Linked DNA regions of Homo sapiens: region 2 is linked to region 1. The links are chromatin loops, found by intact Hi-C in ENCODE. Cell type or tissue: IMR-90. All regions are shown on one strand. Links, peaks and the distances in the headings refer to the core of each region. The heading gives the core; the rest is flanking DNA.

Evidence for each region. Peaks named below come from ENCODE experiments on the same cell type or tissue, not always from the same donor. Only the 100,000 strongest peaks of a DNase experiment are listed, where the experiment ranks them.
Region 2: a loop joins it to region 1, with 9 times the contacts of the local background. A loop is called at or near these places in 84 of 110 quality-filtered maps.

The regions. Positions count from the first base shown.
Region 1 is chr14:77,149,871-77,152,681 of GRCh38, reverse strand. No RefSeq gene overlaps it. Among named protein-coding and RNA genes, the nearest start is that of ZDHHC22, 9.5 kb to the right of the region's middle. In IMR-90, for the core only: CTCF peaks have their summits at 298 (motif pointing left) and 1,171 (motif pointing right); no DNase peak of the experiment used is centred there; H3K27me3 peaks cover 185 bases.
Region 2 is chr14:77,313,101-77,315,911 of GRCh38, reverse strand. All of the region lies in intron 1 of POMT2 (protein O-mannosyltransferase 2), which reads left to right. Among named protein-coding and RNA genes, the nearest start is that of POMT2, 6.4 kb to the left of the region's middle. In IMR-90, for the core only: no CTCF peak of the experiment used is centred there; a DNase peak (open chromatin) is centred at 1,661; H3K27ac peaks cover 708 bases.

The DNA of each region.
Region 1 (2,811 bases), core at 230-2,729:
AGTGAAACTGTCTCAAAAAAAAAAAAATGCAGGAGCTGGGTCTTGAACCCAGGATTTCCCATTACAAACATCACCTTTGTTGGAATAAAGGATGCAGCTGGGGCTTTCTGGTGCTAATGCCACTCTCCTCTGAACTCCCCAGCCCAACTCTGAGACTCTGAGGCAATCGATGAAGGGGTGAGACAAGGGAGGGAAAGGGTGTCAGGCAACCTCTCAGCAGTTTGGAGGGCTGGTAGAGAGATGCACCCAGCACTGCAAATAGCCCAAACAGTATATTTGTACAGAAAAGGGGTGTCCTTAACTCAAGATACTTTACTGCCATCTACTGGAAAATTATTATAATAATTATCCAAATATACATGTGTGAAAATGAGGTCCCTGGAATTGTAAAGTGTAGAACCTGAACAACTGTACAAGGCAGCCCTAGATGCAACTTCTCTTGCCTGAAAGAATGAAAAAAGAGAGGACCCTTGCCACCAGGGTGGCTCAAATCCTGCCCTCTTCTTTCCCACCTGGGAGTACCTGGTTTACACAGAGGGTCTGTGGTAGTCTAGCTCCTGTAGTTTCACCATCTAGGGCCCTGTAGAATCTATTCATCCTTCCATCCACTCTATGAACATGCCCTGAGTGTGTCCTCTGGTTCAGGTCCTTATCTGCATTCCTGCCATTTCCTAGCTGCGAGCTCTTGGATATTTTCCTGAGCCACTGTCTCCTTTCATATAAGATAAAGGTATCTCTCCTGGCCATTTGAGACCTACATGAGACAATGTACAGCACAGAGCTGAGCCCACCGGGTGGTCACCTTCTTTTCCACCTTTAGGCCCTGGCTAGAAACTGTGCTGGCTGGGAGGGCGCAGGGATCCCTGATCCCAAGAGGGGCTGAACAGTTGGGGTCGTGGGGATTGGACCTTGCAGGTTTCATTTACCTGCAGGAATAGGGTTGCAGACTGTTGCTTGAACAGGCCCCTGGAGATTTCCATTAGGGCTAAAAGCAGGGCCGTCCAACCCTTTGAGTTTCAGTTTTCTCATCTATAAGATGAAGCCAGCCATATTTACTTTGAACCATAATTGAGGGGATTGAAATGCAGGAAGAAAAGGTCTACCACAATGCCAGAAACGAGGTAAACACAAAATAAATTATAGCTACAATTGCAATCGTGGGCTCCAGGGGGCGTCTGGGGCTGGCTGAAGGATGCCATTCTCTACCATCCAACTCCCAGCCTCTGTGGGGGATTGGAAAAGCAGGTCCCGGAGCTGGTGAGAAGGCAGGTTACAAGCCCCTCACTCCTTAAGTGGGAAGGAAGCTGGCACAAACTTTCTGGAGGATGGTTTGGCAATAGGGATCCTTTTGACCCAGCCATTCCACTTCTTGGAATTCAGCCAAGGAAATAATCACAGGGTCCCATAGAGTTGTTTGTGTTAGGACGTTCATTGCAATGTTGCTAATAATAGTGAGAAATTGGAAATAATCTAAAGTTAGAGATGCACTCAACACACATTTTGGCTGAACACCAGATGGTCAATTGTTACAATCCGTATTCAGCCGAAGCCCAAGCCAATGCCTTTGATAAAGGAGTACATCTAAAATTTTATCAGAGATTCTCTGTGATGACAGTTTCCTTATTGGTGCATTTCACTGTCAGTATTTAACAGTTTAATGTTATAGTGCAAGAACAACATTTTCTTAGTGCTAGCAGTAGCGAGATTGCTCCTGTATCATGTATTATGTAATGTTTGTGTTAATAAATTGGTGCTTACTTTTGACTGAATGGCAGAGGAGTGTGATGCCTCACTTGTTCTAATAATTTTTTCTTGGCCAGGCGCGGTGGCTCACGCCTGTAATTCCGGCACTCTGGGAGGCCGAGGTGGGTGGATCACCTGAAGGCAGGAGTTCAAGACCAGCCTGGGCAACATGGCGAAACCCCATCTCTACTAAAAATACAAAAAATTAGCTGGGCGTGGTGGTGGGCACCTATAGTCCCAGCTACTTGGGAGGCTGGGGCAAGAAAATCGCTTGAACCCGGGAGGCAAAGGTTGCAGTGAGCCGAGATCATGCCACTGCCCTCCAGCAGAGAGAGACTCCGTCTCAAATAATAATAACGATAATAGTTTTTCTTTTTTTCATATTCTTTATATTCCATACTGAGTTAAATATAATTTACCATAGATATTGTTATTAATATATGTGATTTTGGAGGTTTCCCTATTTATGAAATTATGAGGTTGGTTAAGCTGAGATTCTGTTTTTATTTTATCTTTATAAGATATAAAGAGTTACAAATAGGGCTTAAAAAAAGATTCATGGCTTACATAGAATAAAGTAACTAAAAATGGAATACAGTTTTAAAAGGTTATTTTGTTTAGTGCCATGAATATTAGTATCCCAAACAATTCTACACAGATTAGAACTCTGATATAATCTAATCCATATTATTCTCCTTCATATTATTATTTTAATTTTTTTGTTGTTGTTGCCTCAAAATGTATCTTTAAGCCAGATGTAGTGACTGAAGACTGTAATACCAGCTACTTGGGAGGCTGAGGCAGGAGGATTCCTTGAACCCAGGAGTTCTAGGCTTCAGTGAGCTATGATAGTGCCACTGTACTTTAGCCTAGGGGTGACAGAGTGAGACCCTGTCTCTAAAAAAATTTAAAAATGTTTTCAAGTCTTTAAAAAGTATCTTTTAAAAGTATCTAGCTGACATATTTTTCAAAATTTGTATTAGCTATGTGTTTCCTTCTAAATCTGAATACTTAAAAGCTCTCAATAATTATTTCCGTACATAAAAGGGACAATGTTTACAATCATAA
Region 2 (2,811 bases), core at 117-2,616, 160 kb before region 1:
GCCTCCCGAGTAGCTGGGATTACAGGCGCCCCTATCACGCCTGGCTACCTTTTTGTATTTTTAGTAGAGACAGGGTTTCACCATGTTGGCCAGGCTGGTCTCAAACTCCTGACCTCAGGTGATCCGCCCGCCTCGGCCTCCCAAAGGGTTGGGATTACAGGCATGAGCCACTGCACCCAGCCGCCACGAAGTTTTTAAGCCTGTGATTTATTTCCTTTCCCTTCCAGGGATGTAGATTTTTTTCTTCTGGACCACCAGGAGAGGACAGGATCACCTGTCTACACACAGCAGCCCTTGCCCAGGATAATCCTCTTCGACACTTATGGGATCAGTATCAGCTATACATTCAGCACTGGAAGCCACAGGAATAGTACATTGAAGAGGCCCAAAGAGCTCTGCCTGGAATGTCACTTTAACTTCCCTTCCCTACAGGGAGCGTGGCTCAAACATTACCAGTTTAATCTGGACACTTTTTCCCCTCGAACTAATGCGTCTAGAAGGCCTGCATCAGGGGCTATGGTGACAGCCAGCCAGAGATTTTGCCATTTCCCAGTCGGAGAGTGTGGCGGTGCTGGCTGCAGGGAGTGGGGAGAAGCTTTTTCTGCTCCTTTAGCTCTTCACTAGGCTTGCATCACGACCTCCCCAGTGTCGCTCCCTCAGGGTTAGGGGCCCTTTTCCCTTTAGTCCTTGTGCGCACTGCTATGGCTGTCCCTGCAGTCCTGAGTGTCTGCAGTAACCTCTGTGTGTAGTACATCCTTCCCCCCATGAGACATGGTAGGGTGGAGATGTGGGACCTCATATCCAGCAGAGCCCTGAGTTTGCCCCTCTCCTCCCTGGGGCTCTCCAGCATACTAGGATGGGTGTGTATGACCTTCAGTCCCCTTTAGGGACATGGAAACCTCAGCCCAACCTTTAATCATCTCAGTCTTTAATGCAGCTGAGGTTGTGGTAGAGTGGGAGGGATCCTGGGACATAAAGGGAGAGAGTGGCTCCGAGCCACAAAGCAAGTCATATTTATATTTACTTTTGGCTTGAGTACACAGCTCCCCCAAGGATCTTTCAGTGTTTCATTTTACTCAAAGTTCTATCTTATATAGCAGGGTCCTATTGCCGCACCGTTGGAGACTTGTTGATTGAGCAGCCATATCCATATTGCCTTTTGGCAGGGGCTGCTGGGCTTGCTGCCATTGTCATGATCACTCCTCTTCCTCCTTTTGCCCAGAGGACAGGGCAGTAACCAGGGTGACATTCAGTGGCTTGTTTCAATCCTACCTCTTTCCATCAGCCTCTCTAATAGTGGGACAGTGGGGGACTCTCACTACCCCATTGCCTGCCCATGGAGGCCCTCATTCTTTCTCTTACCAAAGACTATGTCTCTCCTCATCCTATGCTTGTCTCCACACTGTCAGGGGCTGTGATTTTATCTTAGCCTACTTATTAGCTAATAAGTTAGCCTGTCACTGTTTTTTGCATGCTGACAGAAGACAAAGTCTTGGGTCAGAGACAGAGGACTTTATTTCTCATGGCACAGCAAGTGGGATGTGCATCAGCATGTTGGCATCAGTTTCCTTTGCCCCTAAGTCCCACGTGGTGCTGAGGGACTGGATGAATGCTTGCACATGCAGTAGCTTGCATCACAGCTGAGTAATATTAAGCTTAGGGAATCTGCTGTTTTATGGCAAGCAATAAACAAGACAGCCCTCTGTCTCAGAGGGAGACACTAACTTCCCTCAAGGTTGTTTACTGCAAACAGCATTCTTGGCATACCTTGCAAGGCCTGGAGGAGCACAAGAGAGCCACGGAGGACTGTCTCTCCTAACACAAGCAATAAAAGCCAGGAGGAAATATGAATGTTACAACTGGTTTTACTTGGGAAACTTTTGAAGTAAAAATCTGGAGCCCAGGCTGGGTGCGGTGGTTCACACCTATAACCCCAGCACTTTGGGGGGCTGAGGCAGGTGGATCACCTGAGGTTTGGAGTTTCGAGACCAGCCTGGCCAACATGGTGAAACCCCATCTCTACTAAAAATACAAAAATTAGCCAGGTGTGGTGGCGGCCGCCTGTAGTCCTAGCTACTTGGAAGGCTGAGGCAGGAGAATCGCTTGAACCCGGGAGGTGAAAAGTGCAGTGAGCCAAGATTGTGTCCATGTACTCCAGCCTGGGCAACAAGAGTGAAACTCTGTCTCAAAAAACAAGCAAAAACAAAACAAAACAAAACAAAACAAAAAAACTGGAATCCTTTTGTTAGTATGTTCCCAAACAGATTTAAAAACTAACCACAAATGTCAGGACAGTTTAAGGAGGGCCCAGCAGGGATGGTACTTTATAATCTACAGAATTCTTTCACATGTGTTATCTGAGTTGAGCCCTAAGGCCTCCCTGGGAGGTGGGCAGGGCAGATAATATTATTGTCTTCATTTTGTAGATGAGATAAGAGGACTAGAGAGAATAAGTGATTTTGGCGGGTTGTGCCATTAATTAGTGGTGGAGCTGGGACTGGATCTCTCTTTCTGCAAATCAGTTTCATTACCCTGCTTTGAAGTTATTTCTGTCTTCGACCTCACCATGCCAATGTCCTCACTGCCTGTCAAGGTGTTTAGCAGATGCTGAAATAGACCTATTCTTTTGCCTATCTTGGACCCACCAAGTAAGATATAAAAAGAACCTTAGATTCTTAGGTAAAGCATGTTTTCCCCTTATGTAGTAGGTCAATAATGACTGCTCATGACCTGGGGATTGATGACTACTAGAAAGTAACCCTTCTTTTGAGCTACAGGGAGAAAATTACAAATAGAAAAGGCCAGGCTCTG